Linked DNA regions of Homo sapiens: region 1 is linked to region 2. Evidence: chromatin loops called from intact Hi-C (ENCODE). Cell type or tissue: Calu3. All regions are shown on one strand. Each heading gives the region's core, and the rest is flanking DNA. Links, peaks and the distances in the headings are about the cores only. Region 1 overlaps CDKAL1 (CDKAL1 threonylcarbamoyladenosine tRNA methylthiotransferase). Region 2 overlaps CDKAL1 (CDKAL1 threonylcarbamoyladenosine tRNA methylthiotransferase).

What was found. Peaks named below come from ENCODE experiments on the same cell type or tissue, not always from the same donor. Only the 100,000 strongest peaks of a DNase experiment are listed, where the experiment ranks them.
Region 1: a loop joins it to region 2, with 2.7 times the contacts of the local background. A loop is called at or near these places in 1 of 110 quality-filtered maps.

Annotation. Positions count from the first base shown.
Region 1 is chr6:20,683,479-20,695,041 of GRCh38, reverse strand. The region is part of intron 5 of CDKAL1 (CDKAL1 threonylcarbamoyladenosine tRNA methylthiotransferase); the gene reads right to left. Among named protein-coding and RNA genes, the nearest start is that of CDKAL1, 150 kb to the right of the region's middle. RefSeq lists an enhancer at 8,500-9,001. In Calu3, for the core only: no CTCF peak of the experiment used is centred there; DNase peaks (open chromatin) are centred at 5,881 and 8,710.
Region 2 is chr6:20,586,484-20,598,046 of GRCh38, reverse strand. All of the region lies in intron 4 of CDKAL1 (CDKAL1 threonylcarbamoyladenosine tRNA methylthiotransferase), which reads right to left. LOC105374968 (a long non-coding RNA gene) reads right to left here and starts at 357. Exons shown (of 2, transcript XR_926571.2): 1 at 64-357. RefSeq lists a silencer at 11,262-11,462. In Calu3, for the core only: no CTCF peak of the experiment used is centred there; no DNase peak of the experiment used is centred there.

The DNA of each region.
Region 1 (11,563 bases), core at 1,776-9,775, 97 kb before region 2:
AAAGAAAAGAGGTTTGTTTGGTTCATAGTTCTGCAGGCTGTACAAGGCCCATGGCACCAGAATCTGCACTCATGGTGGAAGGGGAAGGGGAGTCAGTGTGTGCAGGGGTCACAGGGCAAGAGAGATGTGGGGGTACCAGGCTGTTTTTAACCACTAGCTCTCTCCAGAACTAAGACAGCAAGAACCCACTCATTACTGTGAGGACTGTAGGGAGCTACTGACCATGACCCAAACACCTCCATTTGGCCCCTCCTCCAACATTAGGAACCAAATTTCAACATGAGGTTTGGAGAATCAAATATTCAAACAACAGCAGGGACTTAAAAACATTTCCTACTTTTTCACTGAGGGGGAAAGCAGTGACAAAGGCCTTCATTCTGGTGTTTACGGTATATATGTGGTCATCCTATCTCTCATCACTTTCGTGGGCTATTTGGTGAAAGAAATGGGTGGGACTCCTTGAGCCCTGGCATTAATGTAACTACCTATTACCCATGCTGAGTTGATGCCTCATAACAAGATTAATACAGACATGGACAATATGCAAGCTGTGGGAGTAGAACCTTCTCTACGCAACTCAAAAAAATGACATCCTGATGCACAGGTAGAGATGCCCATTCTTCTCCTTCTGTGGAACCAAAGGGGGTCTCCCTAGATCCAGAGTAGAACACTGTGACTTTAATAAAAGTAACTGGCAGGGGCCAGGCACAGTGGCTCATGCCTGTAATCTCAGCACTTTGGGAGGCCGAGGCAGGAGGACTGCTTGAGCCCAGGAGTTTGAGATCCAGCCTGGGCAACATAGTGAAACCCTGTCTCTACAAAAAATACGTTTGTTTGTTTGCTTGTTTGTTTGTTTGTTTGTTTGTTTATAAAGATAGTTATAAAACTCCACATAAACTTGGAGGTTAAGTAACAAACTGAGAACACTTCTATACCAACCACCTACATACACACACACACACACACACACACACACACATACACACACACACACACACAAAGTTAGCCGGGTGTGTTAGTGTGTGCCAGTGGTCCCAGCTCCTCGGGAGGCTGAAGTGGGAGGATCCTCTGAGCCTGGGAGATCGAGGTTGCAGTGAGCCATGATCATGTCACTGCACTCCAGCTTGGGTGACACAGAGAGATCTTGTCTTAAAAAAAAAAAAAAAGTAGCTGGCAAGTTCTCAAGAAGACCCATGCCAAGCATGACTCCTATCAGTTACTTGTTAATTAAACTAAGAACTTTTCTGAGTGAAGCAATCTCAAGGTCAAGTTTAACCAGGTCTTATGAAAGCTTTTAGTATTACTTCAGTTATTCTCATTAAGTGGATAAGACATGACAAGGAAAGGCAAAAGTATTTCTGTGGTCTCAACTTTCAGAAAGCCATAGGCGAGAAAGCAAGGCTGCTGCTGTGTGCAGTGCTAGGCATTGGCTAATATAAAGTATATTAACTAAAAAGAACTAAATATAGGACATTTGTCCCTGAAAGAAACATATCTATCTGGAAATAGAATTCTGTCATTTGCCCTGTTTTGAGGGAAGGGAGAAAGTAACTGTTCTTCTCCCTCTTGATAAAATGCACACAAAAAGTCCAGACAACTGACAGTTCTATAAGTTTGGTCTCAGAGGATTTCAGAGTCCTGGAATTGAATAAAAGAATTATCTTATTTCAACTGGGCAAATTATCAGAAATGGTTACAAGTTTCAACAATGGTTAGTATTTCTGACTAAGCAGAAAGGGCAATAAAAATTTCTACACATTAAATATTTGAAAAGGAAACAAAGATGGAAGAAAAAAGTGAGAGGCCTTCTTAGACTGTGAAGAACCACCCACCACAGAGAGAGCTGAGATCCTGTCCCTTACTCATGTGCAAGCCCCAACTGTCTTTTTTTTTTTTTTTTTTTTTTTTTTTTGAGACAGAGTCTCGCTTTGTTGCCCAGGCTGGAGTGCAGTGGCGCAACCTCGGCTCACTGCAAGCTCTGCCTCCCAGGTTCACGCCATTCTCCTGCCTCAGCCTCCCGAGTAGCTGGGACTATTGGCACCTGCCACCATGCCCGGCTAATTTTTTGTATTTTTTTTTAGTAGAGATTGGGTTTCACCGTGTTAGCCAGGATGGTCTCGATCTCCTCACGTCGTGATCCACCCACCTCGGCCTCCCAAAGTGCTGGGATTACAAGTGTGAGCCACCGCACCCGGCCACAACTGTCTTTTAACTTTACTACATGACAATGCTCATTTTCTCTACATTGTGACCACTCAAAGCACTGGCTTACCAAATTTTTCCAGTAGGTTAGGGTTTTTTTTTAATGTTCTGGGCTGATAAAGAAAAATATTAAATGAAGCCTCAAAAGATAATATTTTCCAGAAAAAAAGTACAAAACTGATAATTACTGTTACTTTCCATAGCTGATATTCCCCACCATCAAGCTTTCTACCATGATTTCACTTTGGTTTTTGTGATTTTGAACCACAAGAATCACAAAATTTCAGAGTTCTAGAAATAATTAACCCCCTCTGTGACCCAGAAGAAAATTCTGTGGAATCCCAAATCAAAGCCCAGAATGGTTTTAAACATTATTGTCAAAGCATATAAAAATGAAGAAAACCAGAGATAATTACTATCATTTCACTTATTGATTAGTAGTAGGCAGAATTCACAAGATTTTATGATGTTTGGAGCTCCCAACAGAAAGCTGACTAAAACAGTTATAAAATTCCACATTAACTTGGAGGTTGAGTAACAAACTGAGAACACTTCTCTACCAATCATCTCTAAATCTTTAGTCATTTTGACATGTTTAACTTCAGTTTAAAATCCTGGCAAAGAAATAGTGAGAATTGCCCTTGACTTTATGCCCTTCATATGTACTCTATTAAGCCTGATTTACTCAGAGGGGGGAGAAAAACACTCCAATTGGTAGATAGTAATCTTATGTAAATGTCAAAATGTCTTAGTATTCAGGGTAAGCAAAAGCTGCCATGCCTATACAACAAATCCTATAAGACAAAAGTTCTACAAAATTTTTAAACTGCACACTGCGAAAACTTAAAAATTAAAAACTTTTGTGCATACCACCAAATTTATGTATATTTGCTTATAAATTATATACATACTTTACTGTAGAAAAATTGGTTGTGTATATTACATAACATATATAAAATAGAAATGAAAAAGAATGGGAAATAAAAAAGAATGAAATAAAAATGAAGTTTTTAATATTTTCTTCTCACCCAACTCCAAATCTAGCCTAGGGATATGTACATCCCACTATGGAGACAACTACAAGAAAAGACAAGGAAGGAGACTGAGACGCATAATGAGCTTTCTTTCACAATGCTTTGGAGTCCTCTCTAAATTATGTAAGCATTGACAACTGAAAACCTTCTCAAACTCGGGAGAGCTGTTTTTAGCCCTTTCTCAATTATCCTCACCTCCCTGAGAGGATACACGGTAAGAGAGGAGGCAACAAGATGAAACAGCCAGCATGGAGACCTCTGGTTAATAAGAAAATAAGGCCTCCTCTAATAAGGAAGTTTAATAAAACTACAGACTAAATTAAGTGTACATATCCACTCTGCCAGCGATGACTTTCACTTAGCCAGGCACTCATGCTCGCCTTGCCTCAGACCATTACTCGGTGTAAGCTCTATTATCAATCACCCTCTCCAACATCACCAAGCAGAAGGCAGGCTGGCCCCACCATGCCATCTGTACACACACCTGCTCTCAGCAGCAGTCGCTGCTCAGGGTCTGCCGGCCCAGAGATGCCCAGGCCCAGAGGGCACCACTGTGAATTCATATTTTCTGCAGGAACTAGTCCAAAGATTTGGGAAGAAAAACTGGAAAGAGCCAAAGGCAAGAGACAGGACAATGAATGGCCGTTTACAAATGGCAGCCACATAATCTCCTGCGGGGTGTTTGTGGGGTCGTGGTCATAAAGTGTTTACCTACTCATAGTCCCTAAGACCTTCGAAGTCATTATTGCCTATTACCTGTAATAATACCTGCTTTTCTAAAAATCTACCAAAATAGTATTGTTGCATGCAATACATGTTTCATTTTAAAAGTATATTCACCACCATATAAGCAAAATAATTAGCATATCAGAATCTTAATTTTTTGTTTTTCCTATTTACAGTAATAAAGTCCCAAGCAGTCAGTAGTGGTACATAAGAATATTACTCAATGAACTCACATGACATCTGTAAAATCCGCTCTCAAGATCTGAAAGTTATATTCATTTTTTATCAGTTTTTATGAACATGGTAAAGTAGTCTTGACTTCCACAGTTCCCTTATAGCTAATTCTTAATATACAAGAAACTCATATAAGTATACGTGAAAAACATGAAGTCTATAATAAAGACAATATAAATAGTAAATAATCAAAAAAATATAAAAAAAATTCTATTTTGTTTATAATCAAAGAAAATATATTAAAACAATGAGCTGTCATCCCAATCTCCATTAAATTAGCAAAACTAAAATTGGAAATACTAAAAGCACAAGTGGCAGGGGTGTGTCTCCCTCATTCTCACACACTGCGGTAGTAAGGCTAATGGATATCTCTTCTCTAGAGAACAGTGTTGAAAAATATGTCTGGAGTTCGTAAAATGCTCATTCTGTGACCGAAAATTCCACCTTCATCAACTAGATCTACATTTTTTAAAATGCAATACCAAAAAAGAAGGTAAAGACTTACACCCAAAGATGTTCATTTATTTGACAGTTATAATACATTTATACTACTGAATAAAAAATTGGATAAAATCTAAGTACTCAGCCAAAAAATATATACAACTTATAGTATATCCATAAAATGAAATATTACATAGCCATTTAAAAAATTACCTCATTAAACACATGTGTTTTTTAAAAAGTAGGATACAAAAATATGTACGATATAATTTCATGTAAGTAAAAGAGAATCCAATACAGAAAAAAGATTGGCAAGTCATATGCTAGCATGTTAACTATGGTAACCATTACACAAGGAGATACAGGTGACTTTTAAATTGTATTTTCCAAATGGTCTACAATGTGAAAGTTATTTTTCATAATTGGGAGGCAAAATGATTTTAAAAATCCATGGATTAACAAACAATGAAATTTCAAAAAGTTAGCTATTCTGTAACACTAAGACCACCATAAGCCTTATACAATAAAAACAGAATTTCTTATCATTCAATTCTGAATGATTCTGAAATGTTCTTTTTGCAGGGAGGGGTAAATGGCACCCATTCATTGCAATTAAATACCTCTCTATTTTTTTGGTCCATTTTTCCATAAAGAAAATTAGAGCACAGATACATGAAATTTCTTTGAAAACCACAACATAAACCTTTAACAAGTAACAACCAGTAATAACAAAAACACCATTTACCTCTAGGTGGAAATTATATATAATACTCATGAAATGAACATTACAGTTTTGCCCCTAAAAATGGTTGTGGGGACTTCAGGTTTCCAGTTCAGCATCTGAGAAGCTTGGAAGTTGCTATTCCATCCTACCAACAAGTGAAAAAACTAAACAAACTAACAAATCATTCTTTTTAGATATGTAAGAGAATTGAGGTCACCAGGCAAATCACTGCCCCTAATATTGGAGACACCAACTGGCAGATACCAAAAATCACAATTTGCCTGAGCAGAAAACCACAAACCTCCACGGGAACGAGTGTTAGGGTAGGAAAATCTAAACTGTAATTTATGTATTGCTGGAGGCTCAGTGTGGACAACTTTTAGAGTAAAGTTAAAAACTCCAGGATGACTCAGTCACTGGGGCCCCATACTTGCGTGAATTTTTACCTCCAGGAGCTTGACCTGGTTCTCACAGTGAATACTGGAGCAAAATCCCCTCATGCTTCCAGTAGGGGAAAGGTAAAAGAAACTATATGGAAACTCACCAGAGTACTCTGTTCTTAAAGTCTGCTCTCAGGAAAAACTAGTTAACTACAGCCTAACCTGCTGGGGTGTCACCAGAGCCTAAATGACCTGGGTGAAAACAAATGCCCAGCTCCAGCCAAGTCTAGCTTTCTAGTCCCTCCTGAAGGGGAGAGGACTAAGAAGAACTTGTGAGGATCACAGTAAGCACAGGCTTACTAAAGGACTGAGACCTAATCAGTGGATTACAGAACACTCCCTCTCCCCCAACACCTTAATACCACATCACTGAAGACCTATTTATACCAGTTTCTGTTTCTCAGTACTTCGTGTCTAGATAGCAAGAAAAAAGTGCAAGGTGTACTAAAAGCATCAAAGACAATTTGAAGAGACAGCAAGAATCAGAACCAGACTCAGATATGGCAGAATGTGGGAATTATCAGACTGGGAATTTAAAACAACAATGATTAACATGCTATGGGTGCCAATGGAAAAAATGGACAGCATGTAAGAAAAGAAGGGCAATGTAAACAGACAAAAAGAAATTCTAAAACAGAACAAAAAACATATAAGAGAAATCAAAAACACTAACGGAAATGAAGAATGACTTAGACAAGCTTACTAGTAGACTAGACATGGCTGAGCAAAGACTCTCTCTGAGCTTGAAGATATCACAATAGAAATGTACAAAACTGAAAAGCACAAAGAAAAAAGACTAAAAACAAAAAAAAAACGAAAGAAACCTCTCAACAGAATATTCAAGAACAATGAGATGATTACAAAAGGTGTAACATACATGTGATAGAATACTAGAAGCGGAAGTAGAAGATAAAGGAACAGCAGAAATATACAGAGCAGTAATCACTGAAAATTTCCCTAACTTTATGCCACATACCAATCAAAAGATTCAGGAGACTGTGAATGCCAAGCAGGATAAAAACCAAAAAAACTATACCTATGCATGACATATGCAAACTACAGAAAGTCAAAGATAAAGAAAAAAACCTGAAAGAAGCCAGAGGTGGGGGGTGAGGGGGGAATAACCCTTAGCTAGACAGAAGCAAAGATAAGAATTACATTTTACTTCTGCTAGAAACCATACAAGCGAGTGGTAAAGTAAAATAAAGTGTTGATAAAAAAAAAGAAAAAACAACAACATAGAATTCTGTAACCCGCAAAATCATTCTTCAAAAGTGAAGGAAAAATACTTTCTCAAACAAACAAAAATTGAGAGATTTTTTTGCCAGTAGATCTACCTTGCAAGAAATTAAAAAAAAAAATCCTTTACATAGGATAAAAATGATGTAGGTCAGAAATTTGGATCTAGAGAAAGAAGCAGGGCAAGGTGGCTCATGCCTATAATCCTAGCACTATGGTAGGCAGAGGCAGACAGATCACTTGAGCCCAGGAGCTCAAGACCAGCCTGGGCAACATGGCAAAATCCCCTCTCTACCAAAAATAGAAAAATTAGCTGCATGTGGTGGTGAGTGCCTACAGTCCCAGTTACTCAGGAGGATCACCCGTGCCTAGGAGGTCGAGGCTGCAGTGAGCTGTGACCATGCACTCCAGCCTGTGTGACAGAGTAAGACCCCACCTCAAAAAACAAAATAAAATAAAATATGAAAAACAAAGAAAAGAAAAAAAGATTGATAAAAGAATAAAAGTAAAATAACTTTTTAATTTTCTTATCCCTGATTGATCTAACAAATCACAAATTTCATAACCCAGATGAAATGAACCAAATCTTGAAAAACAATCTACAAAACTCATGTAAGAAGAAAAAGACGATGTGAATAGGCCTATATCTATTAAATAAATTGAATCAATAATTAGCAACATTCTAAAACAGAAAGCACCAGGCCCAGATTGGTTCACTGGTGAATGTTACCATATTTTTTTTAATTATGACAATTTTCCATAACTTTTTCAGAAATTAGAATCAAGAGGAAATACTTCCTAACTCATTCTGAGGTCAGCATTATCCTAATACCAAAACCACACAAAGACAACACAAGAAAACTATTGACCAATATTTATCATGAACATAGATATAAAATCATCCATAGAAAATCAAATATAACAATGTATAAAAAGAATTATACACCATGACTAACTGGGATTTACCTCTGATTGCATGGCTGGTTCAACATTTGAAAATCAATTAATGTAATTCATCACATCAACAGGCTAAAGAAGAAAAATCACATAATCATAGCAATAGATTTTTCTGCATCTATTGACAGACACACTTGACAAAATCCAAAACCCATTCATGATAAAAGATCTCAGTGAACGAGATATAGAGTAACTTCAACTAGTTAAAAAGACTACAAAAATCTATAGCTAACATCATACTTAACGGTGAGAAACTCGAAGCTTTCCCACTAAAATCACGAACAAAGACAAAAATGTCCCCTCACCACTCCTTTTCAATATCATACTGGATGTCCTAGTTCAGTGGCCCCCAACCGTTTTGGCACGAGGGAAAGGTAATTTTTCCACAGATTGGGTGGGAGATGGTTTCAGAATGATTCAAGCGCATTACATTTATTGTGCACTTTATTTCTATTATTACATTGTAATATATAATGAAATAGTTACACAACTCACCATAATATAAAATCAGTGCGAGCCCTGAGCTTGTTTTCTTGCAACTACAAGGTCCCATCTGGGGGTGATGGGAGACAGTGACAGATCATCAGGCAACCTGGATACCTCACATGCACAGTTCCCAATAGGGTTCGTGCTCCTGTGAGAATCTAATGCTGCCCCTGATCTGACAGGAGGCGGAGCTCAGGTGGTAATGCAAGCAAGGGGGAGCAGCTGTAAACACAGATGAAGCTTGGCTCACTCACCCACCGCTCACCTCCTGCTATGCGGCCTGGTTCCTAACAAGCCACAGACCAGTACCAGTTCATGGCCCAGGGGTTGGGGACCCTGTCCTAGTTAATACAAGACAAGAAAAAGAAATAATAGGTATATTGATTGGGAAGGAAGAAACAAAACTGTCTTTGTTCGCAGATGAAATAAATGTCTGCATAAAACACTCAAGAGTATTGGCAAAAAAAAAAAAAACCTTAAAACAAATAAGCTATTTAGCAAGGTTTCAGGATACATAATTAATATATAAAAGTCAACTGCTTTTCCAAATACCAGCAATGAACAAGAGGAATTTGAAATTTACAACAATACCATTTACATTAGCACCTCCCAAAATGAAGGAATAACCCTAACAAAATAGGTACATGATCTATAGAAAATAAACTACAAGAGCCAGGCTTGATGGCTCATGCCTGTAATCCTAGAACTTTGGGAGGCCAAGGTGAGAGGATCACTTGAACTCAGAAGTTCAAGAGCAGACTGAGCAACAAAGGGAGACCTCATCTCTATAAAAACGTTTTAAGAACTAGCAGACTGTGATGGTGTGTGCCTATGGTTCTAGCAAAAATAAAATAAAATTTTTTAAAAAACTAAAAAAACTCTAATGAATGAAATCAAAGAACTAAATAAATGAAGAGATATTCCATATTTAGGATAGGAAGCCTCAATATTGTAAAAATGTCAGTTCTTTCCAACTTGATCTATAGATTCAATGCAATCCCTATCAAAATCCCAGCAAGTTATTTTGTGGATATCAACAAAGTGATTAGAAAGCTTACATGGCAAGGCAAAAGACCTAGAATAGCCAACATAATATTAAAAGAGAAGAATAAAGTCAGAAGGATGACACTACTCAACTTTAAGGCTTTCTGCAAAGCAACAATAATCAAGACAATGTACTACTGATGAAAGAACAGACAAACAGATCAATGGAACAGAACAAAGAGCCCAGAAATAGACCCACAAAAATACAATCATCGGATCTTTGACCAAGGAGCGAAAGCAATATGATGGTACAAAGACCATCTTCAAAAAACGGTGGTAGAACAACTGGACATCCACATGCTAAAAAAACAAATCTAAACACAGACCTTACATTCTTGACAAAAATTAGATCGAAATGGCTCAGACCTCAATGTAAAACATAAAACTACAGAACTCCTGGGAGATAACATAGGAGAAAATCTAGATGCCCTTAGGTTTGACAATGACTTTTTAGATATTACACAAAAGGCACACTCCATGAACACAAGAATCAATAAACTGGATTTCATTAAAATTATAAAATTTTGCTCTGCAAAAGATATTGTCAAGAAAATAAAAAGCAATAAAGAAAATACTTGCAAAAGATATGTCTGATAAAGATCTATAATCCAAAATACATGAAGAAATATTAAAACTCAACAATAAGAAAACAATCTGATTAAAAAATGGGGTAAAGCCCTTGACAGACACCTCTCCAAAGAAGACATGCAAACGGTAAATAAGCATATAAAAATATGCTCCACATCATATGTCATCAGGAAAATGCAAATTAAAGCAATGAGATACCACTACGAACCTCTTACAATGGCCAAATCCAGAACACTGCTAACACCAAATGTTGGCAAGGATGCGGAGCAACAGGAACTCTCATTCATTGTGGATACAAATGCAAAATGATACAGTCACTTGGAAGACAGTTTGACAGAATCTGAACATACTCTGAAACTAAACATATCTTATCAAAAGATCTAGCAATTACCTTCCTTTTGCCCTCCCAGAAGAGTTGACAACTTATGTCCATATAAAAACTGCACACAATGTTTATAGCAGCTTTATTCATTTTTTCTTTGTTTGAGACAGAGACTCACTCTGACACCAAGGCTGGAGTGCAGTGACACGATCTTGGCTCACTGCAACCTCCGCCTCCTGGACTCAAGTGATTCTCATGCCTCAGCCTCCTAAGTAGCTGGGAATACAGGCACATGCCACCACGCCCAGCTAATTTTTGTATTTTTAGTAGAGACAGGGTTTTGCCATGTTGGCCAGGCTGGTCTCAAACTCCTGACCTCAAGCGACCCACCCACCTTGGCCTCCCAAAGTGCGGGGATTACAGGCATGAGCCAACACACCTGGCCTAAAGCAGCTTTATTCATAATTGCCAAAACTTAGAAACAACCAAGATGTCCTTCAGTAAGTGAATGGATAAACTGTTGTACATTCTGACAATGAAATATTATTCAGCACTAAAAAATGGGCCATCAAGACGCGAAAAGATATAGAGGAAACTTAAGTGCATATTACTAAGTGAAAGGAACCCATCCAAAAAAGCTACAAATTATATGACTCCCACTATCTGATATCTGGGGAAATATAAAACAGTGGAGACAATCAAAACATCAGTGGATGCTAAGAGTTTGGGATGAATAAGCAGGGCAAAGATTTTAAGGGCAGTGAAATTACTCTGTATGATACAATAATGGTGGATACATGTCATTATTCATTTGTCAAAATCCATAGAAAATACCATACCAAAAGTCAACTTTAATGTAAACTACATTCTCTGGGTGATTGATAATGATGTGTCAACGTAGGTTCATCAGTTGTAACAAATGTACCATTCTGATGGGGGATACTGATCATGGGAGAGGCTGCAGATATGTGGGGGCAGGGGATATATGGAACATCTCTGTACCTTCCTCTCAATTTTGCTGTGAATCTAAACCTGCTCTAAAAAATAAAATCTATTTTAAAAAATCACTGTGAGAGAAATAAAAGAATCATTTTGTTAATTCCGATTTTGAAGAGGATAAGACACT
Region 2 (11,563 bases), core at 1,829-9,828:
ATGGACAGAGAGGAGGGAATAACAGGAGATAAAAGAGAGAGAAAATGTTGGCTCAGCACTCACATCCTTTTTTAACACTCAGTAGTGGAAACTTAATGATCACCACCACGTTTCTCTCACGGTCTGCAATTAAGAAAGACATTTATTTCAATCGTGTCTAAAGCCCTGAATCCCAAGAGTTCCTCCTTTTAGAAACTCTCTAGATATCAATTTAGCAGGATACAGTTAAATATTACAATAGATTAAACAAAAAGGAAAATGGGTATCCGGCAGGGTTTTCAGGAGAGAAAATTATAAAAACTGAACTACAACTACTATTAATAAAATTATGGGGCTGTGTGTGATGGCTCACGCCTGTAATCCCAGCACTTTGGGAGGCCGAGGCAGGTGGATTGCTTGAGGCCAGGAGTTTGAGACCAGCCTGGCCAACATAGTGAAACCCTGTCTCTACTGAAAATACAAAAACTGGCCGGGCATGGTGGTGCACACCTGTAATCCCAGCTATTCAGGAAGCTGAGGCATGAGAATCACTTGAACCTGTGAGGCAGAGGTTGCAGTGAGCCAATATTATGCCACTGCACTCCAGCCTGGTTCAAAGAGTGAGACTCTGCCTCAAAAAAATAAAAAATGGTGGCTCATGCCTGTAATCCCAGCACTTTGGGAGGCTGAGGTGGGCGGATCGTGAGATCAGGAGATCAAGACCAATATGGCTAACACGGTGAAACCCCGTCTCTACCAAAAATACAAAAAATTAGCAAGGCGTGGTGGCAGGCGCCTGTAGTCCCAGCTACTCGGGAGGCTGAGGCAGGAGAATGGCATGAACTCAGGAGGCAGAGGTTGCAGTGAGTTGAGATCACACCACTGCACTCCAGCCTGGGCGACAAAGCGAGACTCCGTCTGAAAAAATAAAAATAAAAATAAATAAAAAATAAAAATAAAGGGGTGGCTGGCAAGATGGCCAAATAGGAACAGCTCTGGTCTGCAGCTCCCAGCCAGATCAACACAGAAGGCGGGTGATTTCTGCGTTTCCAACTGAGGTGCCAGGCTCATCTCAACGGGCCTGGTTAGACAGTGGGGGCAGCCCATGGGGGGCAAGCCGAAGCAGGGCGGGGCGTTGCCTCACCTGGGAAGCACAAGGCATCGAGGAACTCCCTCCCCTAGCCAAGGGAAGCCGTGAGGGACTGTGCCTAGAGGAACAGTGCACTTCAGCCCAGATACTACACTTTTCCCATGGTCTTCACAATCCCTCGGGTGCCTACACCACCAGGGCCCTGGGTTTCAACCACAAAACTGGGCAGCCATTCAGACACTGAGCTAGCTGCAGGAGTTTTTCTACATACCCTAGTGGCGCCTAGAATGCAAGCGAGAAAGAACCATTCACTCTCCTGGAAAGGGGGCTGAAGCCAGGGAGCCAAGTAGTCTAGCTCAGCAGATCCCACTCCCACAGAGCCCAGCAAGCTAAGATCTACTGGCTTGAAATTCGCACTGCCAGCACAGCAGTCTGAAGTTGACCTGGGACACTCAAGCTTGGTGTGGGGAGGGATGTCCACCATTACTGAGGCTTGAGTAGGCGGTTTTCCCCTCACAGTGTAAACAAAACTGCCAGGAAGTTTGAACTGGGCAGAGCCCACCACAGCTCGGCAAAGCCGCTGTAGCCAGACTGCCTCTCTAGATTCCTCCTCGCTGGGGAGGGCATCTCTGAAAGAAAGTCAACAGCCCCAGTCAGAGGCTTATAGATAAAACTCCCATCTCCCTGGGACAGAGCACCTGGGGGAAGGGGCAGCTGTGGGCACAGCTTCAGCAGACTTAAACATTCCTGCCTGCCGGCTCTGAAGAGGGCAGCAGATCTCCCAGAACAGTGCTCAAATTCTGCTAAGGGACAGGACTGCCTCCTCAAGTGGGTCCCTGATCCTCGTGCCTCCTGGCTTGGAGACACCTCCCAGAAGGGGTTGACAGACACCTCATACAGGAGAGCTCCGGCTGGCATCTGGCAGACGAAGTTTCCAGAGGAAGTAACAGGCAGCAATCTTTGCTGTTCGGCAGCCTCTGCTGGTCATACCCAGGTAAACAGGGTCTGGAGTGGACCTCCAGCAAACTCCACCAGCCCTGCAGCAGAGGGTCCTGACTGTTAGAAGGAAAATTAACAAACAGAAAGGAATAGCATCAACATCAACAAAAAGGACGTCCACTCAGAGACCCCATCCGAAGGTGAACAACATCAAAGACCAAAGGTAGATGAATCCACGAAGATGAGGAAAAACCAGCGCAAAAAGGCTGAAAATTCCAAAAACCAGAATGCCTCTTCTCCAAAGGATCACAACTCCTCGCCAGCAAGGGAACAAAACTGGACAGAGAATGAGTGTGACGAACTGACAGAAGTAGGCTTCAGAAGGTGGGTAATAACAAACTCCTATGAGCTAAAGGAGCATGTTCTAACCCAATGCAAGGAAGCAAAGAACCCTGAAAAAAGGTGAGAGGAATTGCTAACTAGAATAACCAGTTTAGAGAAAAACATAAATGACCTGATGGAGCTGAAAAACACAGCATGAGAATTTCAAGAAGCATTCACAAGTATCAATAGCCAAACGGATCAAGCGGAAGAAAGGATATCAGAGACTAAAGAGACTAAAGATCAACTTAATGAAATAACCCATTATTAGAGAAAAAAGAATGAAAAGGAATGAACAAGGCCTCCAAGAACTATGGGACTATGTGAAAAGACCAAACCTACGTTTGATTGGTGTACCTGAAAGTGATGGGGAGAATGGAACCAAGTTGGAAAACACTCTGCAGGATACTATCCAGGAGAACTTCCCCAACCTAGAAGACATGCCAACATTCAAATTTAGGAAATACAGAGAACACCACAAAGATACTCCTGGAGAAGAGCATCCCCAAGACACATAATCGTCAGATTCACAAAGGTTGAAATCAAGAAAAAAACGTTAAGGGCAGCCAGAGAGAAAGGTCAGGTTACCCACAAAGGGAAGCCCATCAGACTAACAGTGGATTTCTTTGCAGAAACCATACAAGTCAGCAGAGAGTGGCGGCCAATATTCAACATTCTTAAAGAAAAGAATTTTCAACCCAGAATTTCATATCCAGCCAAACTAAGCTTCATAAGTGAAGGAGAAATAAAATCCTTTACAAACAAGCAAATGCTGAGAGATTCCAGGCCTGCCTTACTAGAGTTCCTGAATGAAGCACTAAATATGGAATGGAAAAACCAGTACCAGCCACTGCAAAAACATACCAAATTGTAAAGACCATCAATGCTATGAAGAAATTGCATCAACTAATGGGCAAAATAACCAGCTAGCATCATAATGACAGGATCAAATTCACATATAACAACGCTAACCATAAATGTAAATGGGCTAAATGCCCCAACTAAAAGACACGGACTGGCAAATTGGATAAAGAGTCAAGACCCGTCGGCATGCTGTATTCAGGAGACCCATCTCACATGCAAAGACACACATAGGCTCAAAATAAAGGGATGGAGGAATATTTACCAAGCAAATAGGAAGCAAAAAAAAAGCAGAGGTTGCAATCCTAGTCTCTGATGAACCAGACTTTAAACCAACAAAGATCAAAAGACACAGAGAAAAGGGCATTACATAATGGTAAAGGGATCAACGCAACAAGAAGAGCTAACTAACCTAGATGTATACACACCCAATACAGGAGCGCCCCGATTCACAGAACAAGTTCTTAGAGACCTATAAAGAGATTTACACTCTCACACAATAATAGTGGGAGACTTTAACACCCCACTGTCAACATTAGACAGATCAACAAGACAGAAAATTAACAAGGATATTCAGGACTTGAACTCAGCTCTGGAACAAGCAGACCTAATAGACATCTACAGAACTCTCCACCCCAAATCAACAGAATATACATTCTTCTCAGCACCACATCACACTTACTCTAAAACTGACCACATAATTGGAAGTAAAACACTCCTCAGCAAATGCAAAAGAACAGAAATCATAACAAACAGTCTCTCAGACCACAGTGCAATCAAATTAGAACTCAGGATTAAGAAACTCACTCAAAACCACACAACTACGTGGAAACTGAACAACCTGCTCCTGAATGACTCTGGGTAAATAACAAAATTAAGGCAGAAATGAATAAGTTCTTTGAAACCAATGAGAACAAAGACACAACGTACCAGAATCTCTAAGACACAGATAAAGCAGTGTTTGGAGGGAAATTTATAGCACTAAATGCCCACAGCAGAAAGTGGGAAAGATCTAAAATTGACACCCTAACATCACAATTAAAAGAACTAGAGAAGCAAGAGCAAACAAATTCAAAAGCTAGCAGAAGACAAGAAATAACTAAGATCAGAGCAGAAGTGAAGGAGATAGAGAGACAAATAACCTTTCAAAAAATCAATGAATCCAGGAGCTGGGTTTCTTTTTTTTTTTTTAAAGATTAATGAAATAGACCACCAGCCAAACTAATAAAGAAGAAAAGAGAGAAGAATCGAATAGACGCAATAAAAAATGATAAAGGGGAGATCACCACTGATCCCCCAGAAATACAAACTATCATCAGAGAATACTATAAATATCTCTAAGCAAATAAACTAGAAACTGTAGAAGAAATGGATATATTCCTGGACACATACACCCTCCCAAGACTAAACCAGAAAGAAGTCAAATCCCTGAGCACAGCAATAACAAGTTCTGAAATTGAGGCAGTAATTAATAGCCTACCAACCAAAACAAAGCCCAGGACCACATGGATTCACAGCCGAATTCTACTGGAGGTACAAAGAGGAGCTGGTACCATTCCTTCTGAAACTATTCCAAACAACAGAAAAAGAAGGACTCCTCCCTAACTCATTTTATGAGGCCAGCATCATCCTGATACCAAAACCTGGCAGAGACACAACAAAAAAAGAAAATTTCAGACCAATATCCCTGATGAACATTGATGCAAAAATCCTCAATAAAATACTGGCAAACCAAAACCAGCAGCACATCAAAAAGCTTATCCACCACGATCAAGTCGGCTTCATCCCTGGGATGCAAGGCTGGTTCAACATACGCAAATCAATAGATGTAATCCATCACATAAACAGAACCAATGACAAAAAACACATGATTATCTCAATAGATGCAGAAAAGGCCTTCGATAAAATTCAACACCCCTTCATGCTAAAAACTCTCAATAAACTAGGTATTGATGGAACCTATCTCAAAATAATAAGAGCTACTTATGACAAATCCATAGCCAATACCAAACTGAATGGGCAAAAGCTGAGGCCAAACACAGCGGCTCACACCTGTAATCCCAGCACTTTGGGAAGCCGAGGCGGGTGGATCACACGGTCAGGAGTTCTAGACAGCCCATCCAACATGGTGAATCCCCATCTCTACTAAGGATACAAAAAATTAGCCAGGCATGGTGGCACATGCCTGTGATCCCAGCCACGTGGGAGGCTGAGGCAGGAGAATCGCTTGAACCCAGGAGGTGAAGGTTGCAGTGGGCCGAAATTGCACCATTGCACTCCAGCCTGGGCAACAGGGTGAGACTCTGTCTCAAAAAAAAAAAAAAAAAAGCTGGAAGCATTCCCTTTGAAAAACCACACAAGACAAGGATGCCCTCTCTCACCACTCCTATTCAACATAGTAACATAGTATTAGAAGTTCTGGCCAGGGCAATCAGCCAAGAGAAAGAAATAAAGGGTATTCGAATAGGAAGAGAGGAAGTCAAATTACCTCTGTTTGCAGATGACATGATTGTATATTCAGAAAACCCAAAAACTTCTTAATCTGATAAGCAACTTCAGCAAAGTCTCAGGATACAAAATCAATGTGCAAAAATCATAAGCATTCCTATACACCAATAACAGACAAACAGAAAGCCAAATCAGGAGTGAACTCCCATTCACAATTGCTACAAGGAGAATAAAATACCTAGGAATCCAACTTACAAGGGATGTAAAGGACCTCTTCAAGGAGAACTACAAACCGCTGCTCAAGGAAATAAGAGAGGACACAAACAAATGCAAAAACATTCCATGCTCATGGATAGGAAGAATCAATATCATGAAAATGGCCATACTATCCAAAGTAATTTATAGATTCAATGCTATCTCCATCAAGCTACCATTGACTTTCTTCACACAATTAGAAAAAACTACTTTAAATTTCATCTGGAACCAAAAAAGAGCCCGTATAGCCAAGACAAACCTAAGCAGAAGAACAAAGCTGGAGGCATCAGGCTACCTGACTTCAAACAATACTACAAGGCTACGGTAACCAAAACAGCATGGTACTGGTACCAAAACAGATATATAGACCAACGGAACAGAATAGAGGCCTCAGAAATAATGCCACACATCTACAACCATCTGATCTTTGACAAAGCTCACAAAAACAAGAAATGGGGAAAGGATTCCCTATTTAATAAATGGTGTCGGGAAAACTAGTTAGCCATATGCAAAAAACTGAAACTGGACCCCTAACAGAAACTGGACCCCTTCCTTACACCTTATAGAAAAATTAACTCAAGATGGATTAAAGACTTAAACGTAAGACCTAAAATCATAAAAACCCTAGAATAAAACCTAGGCAATACCATTCAGGACACAGGAATGGGCAAAGACTTCATGACTAAAACACCAAAAGCAATGACAACAAAAGCCAAAATAGACAAATGGGATCTAATTAAACTAAAGAGCTTCTGCACAGCAAAAGAAACTATCATCAGAGTGAACAGGCAACCTACAGAATGGGAGAAAATTTTTGCAATCTATCCATTTAACAAAGGGCTAATATCCAGAATCTACAAAGAACTTAAACAAATATACAAGAAAAAAATAACCCCATCAAAAAGTGGGCGAAGAATATGAACGGACACTTCTCAAAAGAAGACATTTATGTGGTCAACAAACATATGAAAAAAAGCTCATCATCACTGGTCATTGGAGAAATGCAAATCAAAACCACAATGAGATACCATCTCATGCCAGTTAGAATGGCGATCATTAAAAAGTCAGGAAACAACAGATGCCAGAGAGGATGTCGAGAAATAGGAACGCTTTTACACTGTTGATGGGAGTGTAAATTAGTTCAACCATTGTGGAGGACAGTGTGGCAATTCCTCAAGGATCTAGAACCAGAAATACCATTTGACCCAGCAACCCCATTACTCGGTATACACCCAAAGGATTATAAATCATTCTACAATAAAGACAGATGCACATGTATGTTTATTGCAGCACTTTTCACAATAGCAAAAACTAGGAACCAACCCAAATGCCCATCAATGATAGATTGGATAAAGAAAATGTGGCACATATACACCATGGAATACTATACAGCCATAAAAAGGATGAGTTCATGTCCTTTGCAGGGACATGGATGAAGCTGGAAACCATCATTCTCAGCAAACTAACACACGAACAGAAAACCAAACACTGCATGTTCTCACTCATAAGTGGGAGTTGAACAATGAGAACACATGGACACAGGGAGGGGAACATCACACACCGGGGGCTGTTGGGGAGTGGGGGGCTAGGAGAGGGATAGCATTAGGAGAAATACCTAATGTAGATGATGGGTTGATGGGTGCAGCAAACCACCGTGGCACGTGTATACCTATGTTTTGAACAAACCTGCACATTCTGCACATGTATCCCAGAACTTAAAGTATAATAAAATAAATAAAAAATAAAAACAAAAAAATAAAATTATGGTGCCCTTACTCTGTGCATAGTAGGTAATTTGCATATCTAGTCTAGAATCATCATGATGGCCTTATTAGATACAACATAATATAATCTTGTTTTTAAAGATGAAAAATGAGACTGAAAGTAAAGTAACCTGGGGACAGTCATATGACTATCAAATGAAAGAGCAAGAATTAAAACACAGTATTAACAACTGTTAATACTTCATTAATATTAGTACAATACAATAAGCAGCCTACTACTTATATGAGCACTTTTAAGTACCTTAAATATTTTCATTTAAATTCATTTACTACTTATAACTGTCATATGGAATAAGCACTATTATCCTCATTTTATAAATGAGAAAACTGGGGACAAAGAGATGGAACAGCTTTCTCAAAGTCACATGGCAAGCAAAGTGGCTCTTGGACTTACACAGCCTGGTGCCATCACCCAAATTCTTAACCCGTGCACTACCATTTCTCTAATCCTTAAAATAAAGCAATGCAATTTTAAAGTCAGTGTATAACTCTGTGAAACTTTAAACATAAATTTGGACATCATTTTTAGCACTTCACTGAATATGAGAAAAACTAATAATATAAGAAATTTCACTGAAATATGAGAAAAACTAATAATATGAGAAAAACTAATAAAATAATTACAAAAGTACTTTTAGTAGTATGTTCTTTTTCTGAATTCAATCCCACTGATGTGAAGGCCGTCCACTTTCCTAAAGAGCTGAAAGGCACGTAATGAATCATTTTCTAATCAAACAAGAAGTATTACAAGATCCTGGAACGTTCCCTGAGAATACCTACCAAAGGAAACTTGAGAAACAATATTATCAACTATAGAGTTAAAGAAACAGAAATTCTACTTACAAAGCTAAGCCTTTCAATTTCATTGGCTTTCAGCAAGACTAGCGATTGCATCTAAACTCAAACAGGAAGCAATCTGACACTTTCTTCTCAGAACGTGCAGAACATGTGTGTGTAATGTCAAATACAAAATAAAAAGGAAGTAACTAACTGCTTTTTACTAGTGTTTTTACTAACACTGAAGTAAAAACAAGATTAATATGCAAGATTAGTATTTTTTTGTCATTAGTATCTTTTTCTTTACTAGTATCTTTAGTATTTTAATGGTTCTAATCAATGATATCAATGATATCTAGCCTCAACATTCATAATATGTGAATCTGATAACAAAAGGCAAATAAAATTTCTCTGTGTGGCTGCAGATGTTCACGGAGACAGAAAGACCACCAATAATTTCACACAGGACTACATGAATGAAAAATAAGCAAGATATCTCCTTTTTGTAGTGATATTTTTAAATCACCTGAACCAAGACTGTTTGATTCACATAAAACCATAAATGAAAATATTATAAGATTTCAAACTTTCCATTTTATAAAATAAACAAGTATATAATCCTATAAAACAGAAATGGATGGTAGCTAGGCTGGAGACATATTGATTAATTTGAGCTTTCCAGTCTACTCTAAGAAAATAACACATTTTTAGGACTGTAATATCTACAACAGAAACAGCATTAAAATGTAAAATAGATGAGATTATTTTAAAAGGAGGTCTCTAGCTCATTAACTTACTAGAGAAACAGAGTTCGAAAATGATAAAGTTTGAAAGTATAATTTTACTAATGTTGCCTCTTAACTTTTGAAAGACTGCCAAGGATACCTAAGCAAAAAGGAAAAAGATTAATTAAAAAAATCCACCTTAGAGCTACCGAACGTAGGAGTGCTAGAGGGAAAACCTGAAATAGAAAGAAAACTTCAAAGAGATTCTGTAATCGAAGATGCCTTATTCTTGACTGCCTCATCTCAGAGATTAAAGAAGATTTTTAAAGCTGTTCCATGGACATAGAGATCAAACATTTATAAATGTTTATAATTTTACAAGTCCTAAATTCAAAGGTGGGCTCAAAGAAATGAGTAGCGTAGGCTGCTAGAAACAAAGATGAATTTTTGGGTGAGGGAGTCATGTAGAAGGTAGCTTTGAAGAATATACTCTTTGGGTTATAGAGAAGGAAGAGTATTTTTGAAAAGTTCACTCAACATTGAGAACACCTAAATGAACCACAATAAAATGCTAGGGAAAGGGAATCAAGGATCAGCCTTAATTATCTCTACTGGATATTAACAAGTATTAAACCCATCAAATATTCCCACAGCAACAATTTTTTGTTTGGTTGGTTTTTGTGGTGTTTTTGTTTTATTTTGTTTTGTTTTGAGGCAGGGTCTTGCTCTGTCGCCCAGGCTGGAGTGCAGTGGCATGATCTTGCCTCACAGCAACTTCCACCTCCCAGGCTTCAAGCCATCCTCCCACTCAACCTCCTTAGCAGCTGGGACCATAGGTGCATGCCACCATGCCTGGCTAAATTTTTATATTTTTCATAGAAACAGGGTCTCGCTATGTTGCCCAGGCTGGTCTCGAACTCCTGGGCTCAAGCAATCTGCCCAACTTAACCTCCCAAAGTGCTGGGATTACAAGCATGAGCCACAGTACCCAACTTCTGGGGGTTTTTTTTGGTTTTTGGTTCTGGTGTATTGAGTTGGTTTTTTGAGGGGGGCGGTTTGTTTGTTTGTTTGTTTTCAGACAGGGTCTCACTCTGTTGCCCAGGCTGGAGTACAGTGGCATGATCATGGCTCACTGCAGCCTCAAAATCTGGGGCTCAAGAAATCCTGCCATCTCAGCCTCCAGAGTAGCTGGGACTACAGGTGGGCACCACCACACCCAGCTAATTTTTTAATTTTTTGTAAGGATAGGGTCTCACTACGCTGCCCACGCTGGTGGCAAACTCCTGGGCTAAAGCGATCCTCCCACCTCAGCCTCTCAAAGTGCTGGGATTACAAGCATGAGCCACCATGCCCAGCCCACAGCATCTGTTTTGTAGCAGTTCAAGATTATCATATAAACCTAACTAGATCTTCTCTTGTAAAGTGAAAATTTCAACAATTCAGATTCTTGGTTTGTAGATAATTTATAAGTTTTATTATCTGTTAGCTTCGAACTCTCATCCCCTAAAATGAAAAGAAGGAGGCCAGGCGTGGTAGCTCATGCCTGTAATCCCAGCACTTTGGGAGGCTGCGGCAGGTGGATCACCTGAGGTCAGGAGTTCGAGATCAGCTTGGCCAAAATGGCAAAACCGCGTCTCTACTAAAAATACAAAAATTAGCGGGGCGTGGTGGCACGCGCCTGTAATCTCAGCTACTCAGGAGGCTGGGGCAAGAGAATCACTTGAACCCGGGAGGTAGAGGATGCAGTGAGCCGAGATCTTGCCATTGCCCTCCAGCCTGGGCAAAAAGAGCAAAACTCCGTCTCAAAAAAAAAAAAAAAAAAAAAAAAACACCTGGAGGAAGAACATTCCAGGCATGAGGGAATAGCAAGTGCAAGCATATGCTTGGTATATTCAAAGAAGAGCAAGAAAATGAGGGCGGCAGTGGTAGCAGGAGATGAAGTCAAGAGAAGTAGAAAAGGTGTTCACTTCATCTGGCCTTTGTAAACCTCAGAACATGATATAAATCTTGGCTTCCACTCATGTGGATATTTACATTTAAATCAATTAAAATAAAATTTAAAATTCAGTGCCTCAGTTGCACTAGCCGGATCTGAAGTACTTAACAGACACATGGCCAGTGGCTACCATATTAGCACAGATTAGAGCACTTCCTTTTTTTATGTTTGTTTTGAGATAGAGTTTCACTCGTCACCCAGGCCGGAGTGCAGTGGCGTGATCTCGGCTCACTGCAACCTCCGCCTCCCAGGTTCAAGTGATTCTCCTGCCTCAGCCTCTCAAGTAGCTGGGATTATAGGCACTGGCCACCAAGCCTGGCTAATTTTT